Linked DNA regions of Homo sapiens: region 1 is linked to region 2. A link is a contact called in ENCODE Hi-C or POLR2A ChIA-PET data. All regions are on one chromosome and are shown on one strand. The core of a region is the stretch at or near the end of the contact, and the rest is flanking DNA. Distances in the headings are between cores, read along the strand shown.

Evidence for each region. Hi-C counts contacts between places; a loop is a spot of excess contacts on that map. ChIA-PET counts read pairs that join two places held with the same protein, here RNA polymerase II (POLR2A). Pooled maps may share reads with other maps.
Region 1: a loop to region 2 is called in a pooled map, with 2.7 times the contacts of the local background. The contact joins two enhancer-like sites. A Hi-C loop is called at or near these places in 7 of 37 single-sample maps with no recorded cell type and 3 of 50 pooled maps. POLR2A ChIA-PET finds 5 or more read pairs at or near these places in 1 of 52 experiments (OCI-LY7).

Annotation. Positions count from the first base shown.
Region 1 is chr1:169,678,732-169,683,834 of GRCh38, forward strand. LOC107985745 (a long non-coding RNA gene) reads left to right here. Exons shown (of 3, transcript XR_007066727.1): 2 at 4,738-4,894; 3 at 5,025-5,103. Among named protein-coding and RNA genes, the nearest start is that of SELL, 30 kb to the right of the region's middle. RefSeq lists an enhancer at 1,754-2,003. Within about 2 kb of position 1,965, at least 5 of the 41 ENCODE cell types and tissues checked have a DNase peak (open chromatin) inside an H3K27ac peak, as active enhancers do.
Region 2 is chr1:169,025,616-169,030,613 of GRCh38, forward strand. The region is part of intron 3 of LINC00970 (long intergenic non-protein coding RNA 970); the gene reads right to left. Among named protein-coding and RNA genes, the nearest start is that of LINC00970, 59 kb to the right of the region's middle. Within about 2 kb of position 2,641, at least 4 of the 41 ENCODE cell types and tissues checked have a DNase peak (open chromatin) inside an H3K27ac peak, as active enhancers do.

The DNA.
Region 1 (5,103 bases), core at 715-3,214, 650 kb after region 2:
GACATTTGCTTCATAGTCTATTATATGGTCTACTTTTGTTCATGTTACATCTGTAGTAGAATTGGCTAATAGTTGAGTAAAGTACACATATGTCTATGAAATCAAGTGTAATCCAGAGAAAAAGAGAAATTTACTGAATATATTGTTCTAGGTGCTATTATATGTTGTCATGTTTAATCCTCACCACAATTGTATGAGGCAGCCATAATTAATTCCACTTTACACATGAGGAGCCTGAGGGTTAAAAAAAAAGCTAGCTCTACTATTTGTAAAGAATGAAGCAAAGATACAAATGAAGGCCCACATATCCTATAACTAGATATTTAAGCATTTTAATTCAAGCTTTAAAACTGCTAAATAAAATGTGCTCCAATTTCTATATTGACAGACATACCTTCCTAATGAGCTGGGGTTCGAATTTAGAAATCTTTGATGCTTCAGAGTCCACACTGAAATGTGGAGGCACATAGTGAGTTGGTCCCCAGCCTTCAGTCCACCCACCTTCTCTTTACTAAATCACCTTTCACATACATGTATGAACACCCCAGCCTCCAAGTCCAAACCCTAAACAAAATGGGACACCCTTGTGCATACACAGAGACACAGCCCATCCTCAGGAAAACCTGGAAAAGTCCATACAAGTTCTGGAAGCAAGCTTGGGACGGTTTCAGTAGTGTGGTCTATAAGGGAGGCCTCAGAAGACAGGTTTTCTTAATTCTGTGAACTTCTCCCACAGTAGAAAGGGTGCTGGAGGAGGGTCAGAGTGAGGACTTCTAAAGCATGGGTCCTGAGTAGGGGCCACTCTTGCCCAAGTCTAAGAAGGGTACTAGAATAGCACACTACTACTAGATACTAGAACCCAGATACAAGCACAGGTCTTCTGAAATTAATAATAATAATAACTATTACCATTATTATACCAGTAGCTGTCATTTATTTAGTGCTTATTATTTGCCAGTCACTGTTCTAAATTCTTTACATGTATTATACAACTGCCATATAACTGCCATATGAGGGATGTACCCTCATTGTCACCATTTTACCGATGAGAAAACTGGCATAAAACGTTTAAGTAACTTGTCCAAGTTACAGAGCTTAGTGAAGCCACAATGTTGCTCAATTTGCTCTCAAACTTCAAAGGGATGGGAAGGACACCTAAGTCATAGAGTCTTTAAGAATCAGAGCTAGAAGGAATCTTAGATGTTATCTAGTCAGCCTCCTCCCATTACAGTCCAAGAGAAGATGGCCCTGAGTTACTTGTAGCTATTTTTGCATGTGAATTGCAAGTGAATATACATTCTACTGAAGATAAAAGATATTTAAAGATATCGCTGGATATAGGAACAGTGGTTTTAAATCTCTAGGCTTTAACTTTTCTCAGAACAAGAAATCCTTTTTGGTTTTAATCTATATGCACATCTGTATTTTTCTCAATTATCGGGTAGTAAAATATAACTTTTCTTCTGTAATATTTTTTAACTTTAATGAGTGTTCCTCATAATAGAAAAGTTTGGAAACCATTGCTATGGGTATATACTTTCTAAAGGGATAGTAATTTCTCTAGAATATTCATTTAATGCTCCAGAAGTAATTAGCACAATTGTGCAAGTCTGTGCATCATCAACTATACATTCTGCCTGTTTACTCCAAATCCACATGAAACTGATTATACAGTCAAAGGCGAGCCCAGTGGAGAGGCATTTTTGGAGACTTCCTGGTACATTGAGACAGGGTCGGCCAGTCTGCGTTAGGGTCTTGGTCAAAACTGCATTTCTGAAACTAAACTCAGATTGCTTTCTTTTAAGGGGTCAGAACTGATTCAAATCTACATTTTTAAAAGCCTTAGATGTGGGGCTTTTCCTATTCCCAGTCTCCGCTATTGGTCTTTGTGAATCCACAGGCAATTTGGCCACATCCTTGACTCTCTCTTATATTAAGAATTAAACAGCTAAGTTCATGCAGAGGAAATATAACAAAGGAGGGACTTTCCTACAAGATCTTTGAAAAATGGAACATTTGCATAAGTCATATTTAGCCAGAACTGTTGTTTTATATTTTCCTTTCTGAATACTTTGTTACACCTCCTCCCAGCCAACCCCCCCCCTCCCTGACCCCAACTAGTCAGAGACCAAAGCCTTCACAATGGTTTACACTTGAACCTTCCTGGCCCCACCCTCATCATCACGCCTGAATAATTACATTCACTGACTGGTCTCCCCTGCTTCCGTTTATCTCCACTCCTAAACCCTCTGACACCTTAATCTTCCCAGAATACCATTGTGATCCTGTTCCACTCTTGCTCAAGTTTTCCCAGAAACTAGAGTACAAACTTTATAAGCTTTAGAGTTGAAAGCCACTCTATCTCTTTTTCATCCCCAGGTCTCTGCCAAGGCAGTATAACCTGTCCAACATCTCTAACTTCAATACCTTTGTCTTAGATACTAGACTCTCCTCCTGGTTTCTAATTAAACCTGATCTAGGATCTAATTTTGCCTCTGAATTCTGTTGCCCTTTGCCAAGTGATCTCTTCCTCCTCTGAGCCGCAGCATCTCTGAGCTTGCACACTTAGCATAGCCATAGCACACACAGCCTTAGCTTGCAGTTCAGGGTGTTTACCTTCCCTCCCCTTCCAGATGCTGGATCCCCAGGGATAGGAACTCTGCCCTTATGTGTCCATAGCCCCTGGTAGTATGTCTTGCAGTCGTACATTTTCAGCAAATGTTTAATTGGTTAATTGAAGACAACTGTCCCATGCCTTAAGCCTCTCTTTTTGCTAAACATGCCTGTGTCCTTTGTCATTGAACAACTATTTTGATCTATTTTCTTCCTGACATAGGGGTCAGTTCCGAGGATGCTGAAATCAAGAGACATAGCTTATTCTCTCAAAATTGCTTTCAAGAGTGATTTTGTTGTGAATTGAGAACTGGCTGCCTACTTTTGGACTACCCACTTCAGCAAGAGTGTTTGAAACCAAATCTATTCTAAGTAATTTTTTATTCCCTTTTCTCTATGGCATTAGACACACAGCTCTTTTAAACTACCTTTCGTTATCTATTAAACAGACATTCAGTAACTCTATAGACACTGTCTAGCTATATGAACTTAGACAAACTAATATCTCTGAGCTTCAGTTTCTTAAAATTTAAAATGAGGACAATACCATCTATGGCCGGGGATTAAATGCTATGAGGAATGTAAACCAGATGTCAGGTACCATCTCTCTAAAATCCAGATAAAATGAATTAAAAATACTGGCCGCAAACCCTCTCTAAGAGTTCTCAAAATTCTCAGAGAGCTTAATTTTCATGCTCACCATAGCACCGATTTTCTTCTAAATATTTTGTTTCTACCAAAATATTTTGTCCCAATTTTGCCTTTTATGGCTATTTCTTCATATCCACTTTCCCAAACTAAAGAAGCAGCCCCTTCACCTTAAACTCCTCCTTCAAAGCAACCTAAATACAGGTCTGGGTTTGTATTCCTAGTGGGATGTTACAGAGGTTAGTGTGATGCAGAGGAGGAGTCATGCTGTTTAAATCCATACTAGTCCCCAGAGGCCAGGCTGCTTCTGCCACCCCTACCCCTCCCGCCACAGAGCTCTTCAGCTTCTCACATTTCTAGTTCTTCTCTCTCTACTTTCATTACCTTCTCTCTTTTTTTTTTTCTTCTCATGTGCTCACGGGAGCAGAGAAAATTAACTCCTCTAAGTTTTCTTAACACAGAGTGCCTTAATTACATATTACTATTGTTTGAGTTCCTGCCAACACTACGTCTGTAGGGTCACACCTGCTATATTAGAGGCTTATCAAAAAAAGATAGCTTTCTCCTAAAAAGGGATTTGGATGCCTACTAAGATAACTGGATGCCAAGATAAGTTTAACCTAACAAACTTTATTATTATTATTATTATTATTATTAGAGATAGGTACTTATTCTGTCACCCAGACTGCAGTGCAGGGATGCAATAATAGCTCACTGCAGCCTCAAAGTCCTGAGTTCATGCAATCCTTCTGCTTCAGCTCCCTGAGTAGCTAGGACTACAGGCATATGCTACTCTGCCCAGCTACTTTTAAAAAAATAATTAGGGATGGGGTCTTGTTGTATTGCCCAGGCTCGTCTCAAACTTCTGGTTTCAAGCAATCCTCCTGCCTTTTACCTCCCTAATTGTTGGAGTTACAGGCATGAGCCACAGCACTCAACCAAGATTTAAAAACTTTTAAAAGAAATCACATTACTTACTGTTATCATCATTATGGTTACTACCAGTGTTAAAACAATTGGTATTGAAAACACCACTACCAGATCAAGCTTCAAACCAAGATGTCAAGTAAATATTATTGTCAGACCTCTGAGCCCAAGCCTGCAGGTATACACCCAGATGGCCTGAAGCAAGTGAAGAATCACAAAAGAACTGAAAATGGCCGGTTCCTGCCTTAACTGATGACATTCCACCATTGTGATTTGTTCCTGCCCCACCTTGACTGAGGGATTAACCTTGTGAAATTCCTTCCCCTGGCTCAGAAGCTCCCCGACTGAGTACCTTGTGACCCCCACCCCTGCCCACAAGTGAAAAACCCCCTTTGACTGTAATTTTCCACTACCCACCCAAATCCTATAAAACAGCCTCACCCCTATCTCCCTTCGCTGACTCTCTTTTCAGACTCAACCTGCCTGCACCTAGGTGATTCAAAAGCTTTATTGCTCACACAAAGCCTGTTTGGTGGTCTCTTCACACAGACCATGTGACATTTGGTGCCGTAACTCAGATCGGGGAACCTCCCTTGGGAGATCAGTCCCCTGTCATCCTGCTCTTTGCTCCATGAGAAAGATCCACCTATGACCTCTGGTCCTCAGACCAACCAGCCCAAGGAACATCTCACCAATTTTAAATTGGGTAAGTGGCCTCTTTTTACTCTCTTCTCCAGCCTCTCTCACTATCCCTCAACATCTTTCTCCTTTCAATCTTGGCACCACGCTTCAATCTCTCCCTTCCCTTAATTTCAGTTCCTTTCTTTTTCTGGTAGAGACAGAGGAAACGTGTTCTATCTGTGAACCCAAAACTCCAGCACTGGTCATGGACTTGGAAAGACAGTCTTCCCTTGA
Region 2 (4,998 bases), core at 1,391-3,890:
CAAGTGATGAACCAGTGAAGATGACCAAGCACACAAGAAGTCAAACCACTAGTGACAACAGATTTAGACACCCAAGAATTGCAAATTACGGAATTGTCAGATTTTAAAAAAATAATTGTTATGAATGAAATCTTAAATGAAATAAAATATTTGCTGCAATAGCAAAAATGAGCATACAAGAAACCACCAGCAGTGAACAATCTTAAAATACTACTCCAACTCCTGACCTCAAGTGATCTGTCCACCTCAGCCTCTCAAAGTGCTGGGATTACAGGCGTGAGCCACCATGCCTGGCCAGCCTGGTCAACATGGTGAAACCCCATCTCTACTAAAAATACAAAAATTAGCTGGGTGTGGTGGTGCGTGCCTGTAGTCCCAGCTACTCGGGAAGCTGAGGCAGGAGAATCGCTTGAACCCGGGAGGCAGAGATTGCAGTGAGCCGAGATAGCACCATTGCACTCCAGCCTGGGAAACAGAGCAAGACTCCGTCTCAAAAAAAACCCAAAAAAACAAAACAAACACACAACAACAAAAAAACAAAACTACTCCACAAGTTGCTTATTAACTTTAAAAAGGAGTGAATAAAAGGTATCTCCAAATGGAGAAATCTGGTGGAACCGACCTCACTATGTGATCAAAGTGAACATCAGTGTTGTAACTCTGTGCTATGTTGTGCCTGCTGTGGTGATGCATGGAGAGGGGCACAGTGTCATATATGCAGTATTCCTGCCCCAAATGTTTAATTGGAATCCAAGAATGAGGAAACACTTCGATTAATCTATATTGAGGGACATTTTACAAAACAGTTCAAGAGTGGCTTGAACTCTTCAAAAATGTCAAGGTGAGGCTGGGCACAGTGGCTCACACCTGTAAACCCAGCACTTCAGGAGGCTGAGGCAGGTGGATCATCTGAAGTCAGGAGTTCGAGGCCAGCCTGGCCAACATGATGAAATCCTGTCTCTACTAAAACTATAGAAATTAGCCGGTCATGATGGCGTGCACCTGTAGTCCCATCTAGTCAGGAGGCTGAGGCAGAAGAATCACTTGAACCAAGGAAGTGGAGGTTGCAGTGAGCCAAGATCAGGCCACTGCATTCCAGCCTGGGTGACAGAGCGAGACTCAATTGCAAAAGATTAAAAAAAAAAAAGTTACGGAGATAAGAAATTTGTTTTTAAAGAGGGGCTCAGGACTATTCCAGATTTTTTTTTTTTTTTTTTTTTTGAGACAGAATCTTGCTCTGTTGCCAGGCTGGAGGGCAGTGGCACAATCTCCTTTCACTGCGACCTCCGCCTCCCGGATTCAAGCGATTCTCCTGCCTCAGGCTGCCGAGTAGCTGGGACTACAGGTGCCCGCCACCACGCCTGGCTGATTTTTGTATTTTTGGTAGAGATGGGGTTTCACCATATTGGCCAGGATGATCTTGATCTCTTGACCTCGTGATCCGCCCGCCTCGGCCTCCCAAAGTACTGGGATTACAAGCATGAGCCACGGCGCCATGCCTTGTTCTAGATTTGTAAAAACTAAACAAATAGAACAGCTAATGGAATGAATGATTATTGATTCTATCCTGGATTGAAAAATAAGAAAAAACATTTTTAAAAATATTACTGTTGGAACAATTGGGAGACATCAGAATTTGGCCTATACATCAAATAATATTATGTTTTCAATGTTAGATTTCCTGAATGTGATACTTGTATTGTTGCTATGTTGGAGAATGTCCTTGTTCTTAGAAGACATGTGTTAAGATATTTAGGTAACAGTAATTGAATTCTCTGTGAAATGAATTCTTAAATGGCTTATCAAAAAAATATTTGTGTGAACATGCAAGTGTGTGGAGAGAAAGAGAAAAAGCAAATGTGGTAAAATGTTAACAATTAGTAAATCTAGATAAAGGGTAAATGAACATCATTGTGCTATTCTTGTAACTTTTCTGTAGGTCTGAATTTTTTTAAAGAAAGAAAAGTTTGGGGAAATATTAACCACTACAAAGCAAAAGTAGAGTGTATCCAGTTAACTATTAGTATCAACACTCCCACAGATATGTTGGGGCCATTCCTTTCTGCAGGCCAAGGCGGAGCTCAGCCACTCCAGACAAGGCACATGGAGATGAGGTCACTTTGCCAAGGTCACAAACACCATCACTACATTGCCAGAACTTCCCTACCCGCATGAAAATATCTCCTTGACCTTGGCTGAATTGGAAAATTTATATAAAGGATTCTGCTCCCTTTTATATCATTAACTAATCTGTTGTACAGATTAAAAGATTAGAACACACAAAAACATAAAACGAAATAAATTTAGGCATGCTAGAGTGGAGAGATTCAAGTTGATGCTCTCTGGCATTTTTCTTTCATTCCTTTGATGTTGTTTTAAAACTGTTTGGCCAGAGAGAAGGAGAGAGGGCAAGAAAAGAAATTAGTGCTGCTATGAATAACTGCAATCAACCACCAATTTAGGGAGTCACTGGAGTAGAACACTTCTCAGATGTCAGTGTTTCTCAGCTACACATTGTCCTTTCCTTCGATTATCACTGGCATGTCACCATATTCTGCAAATCTCAGCACCACTGCACCTCCGGCCCACTGGTCACTCATGCTTAAAAGCATGCGGCTGGGGGAGTAGACTGGGGGGACGGCCTCAGCCAGACCACTGTGGAGCCAAAAGAGTGCGTAGGGCTCTGTAGTTCTACTGGCTCAAAAGAATTATCTGTACTTGCATGGCCTTGAGGAGAGACAGGACTGTTGGAGACAGATAAGATTATTTTCTTTTTCCCTCTCTCCAGTGAACCAAACACAATTCCCATTCTGGCTTCCCAGACTCAGGGCTCATGTTTGAGCTTTTCTTTTCTCACTTCTCTTGGTCAGAGGTGATCACTTTTGCAGCTCATGACACATGTGTGATTTTATGTACAATACCTTAAATAGCACTTTTAGAAAATCTGTTTTCTGGCTGGGGGCGGTGGCTCATGCCTGTAATCCCAGCACTTTGGGAGGCTGAGGCAGGTGGATCACTTGAGGTCAGGAGTTCGAGACCAACCTGGCCAACATGGTGAAACCTCGTCTATACTAAAAATACAAAAATTAGCCAAGCGTGGGGGCGCACGTCTGTAATCCCAGCTGCTTGGGAGGCAGAAGCAGGAGCATCACTTGAACCTGGGAGGCGGAGGTTGCAGTGAGCTGAGATTGCGCCACTGCACTCCAGCCTGGGTGACAGAGTGAGATGAAAGAAAGACAGCAAGAAAGACAAGAAAGAAAGAAAGAAAGAAAGAAAGAAAGAAAGAAAGAAAGAAAGAAAGAAAGAAAGAAAGAAAGAAAGAAAGAGAGAGAGAGAGAGAAAGAAAGAAAGAGAAAGAAAGAAAGAAAGAAAGAAAGAAAGAAAGAAAGAAAGAAAGAAAGAAAGAAAGAAAGAAAGAAAGAAAGAAAAGGAAGGAAAGAAAGAAAGAAAGATCTGTTTTCTGGTTAGCCTAAAATGGCTTGTTCTGGAGGAGATACTGACTGTCCCAAGAAACAAAGCCTGCTACGTGCTGAGATTTTGTAACTCCAAGTTCTTCTCAGAAGCAACTTGTAGACTGCATAGGGTTGCATGGACTATTGTCAGGACTCCCCTTTCAGGAAAACCATATTGCAGGGAGGACTGTGGGATGGTGAGTGTTAATGAAGGGCCTAGAAAGCTGAACTGGTAGAGAGATTCGTGACTGATAAGAGATGATGGGGTTTTGTGCGTTAACACAGAGATACTACGGTACTTCTCTTTCTGCTTCTGTCTCCGGGAGATAAGTTAGGCACAAAAATGACCCAAAAAAGCATTCTACTCATCTCTTCCCACCTCTTCCCTGCACAATCATCCCTCTGGTAGCACAGGAGCTAAAACCAAGTCACAGCTACCACAATAAAGGGACTTAAGCACTCAGTGAATGCGTAGCCGAACTCTGGCTAAGGTTAACTTGTTTCCATTCACTAAGTCAGATTAAGAAGAAAAATAAATCAAAGTTATCCTTATAATCACATATTAATTCTAAAAATAATTGTATTTTCACCCCCTACAGCGTGCTAGGTAGGTTTGGAGATGCAAAAATAAATAGCCCACAGCCCCTTCTCTCAGGTCGCTTGTCGTAGAATAGAGATGAGCCTTCCTGAAACCAGGGTAGTAGAACCACTAGAAAAGGAGAAAAAGACAATCTGGAAAGACAGGATAAATCATGAGGCAGCATCCAGCAAACATGGGAAGAGAGAGGGTCTGTACCCAGGGACTGGAAAAGGGACATCTCTTCCACAGAGACACAAGGGAAAGAGGAGATAGTAGATCATTTTCACAGTGCAACAAGGTCACCACCATTATAACTCTTAGTTTGTAATGAAACTAGTTTGAGCCATGATGGATTTATCACCAGCAATGTCCCCAAAAGTTTCTAAAATCGATGGCTTACATTAAAGAAAAAAGAAAGAAAAATAATTTAGAATCATTAGATGAAGGATTTGTAGGGCAAGCACTTAATTATAGCTAAGTGTAATTTCCTTAAGCAAGTCATCCTCTATTAGTTATATTATTACACATATTATTCTTAAGTCTGGTGATTAATACTGACTTTAACATTTTTAATAAAAGTTTCAGAATTATTTATGTTAAGTGAAATAAGCCAGGTACAGAAAGACAAATGCTACATGATCTCACCTATATGTAGAACCTAAAAAAGTTGAACTCAAAGGAGCAGAGGGTAAAATGGTGGTTACCAGAGGTAGGGGGCTGTGGAATTGGGGAGATGTTGGCCAAGGGATACAGAATTTCAGTTAGATAGAAGAAATAAGTTCAAGAGATCTACTGGGCACCATGGTGACTATAGTTAAAAACAATATAGTATATACGGGAAAGTTGCTAATAGAGTAGATTTTAAGTGTTTTCAACACAAAACAATAAGTATGTGAGGTGATGGATATGTTAAATAGCTTGACTGAACCATTTCACAATGCGTACATATATCAAAACGTCATGTAT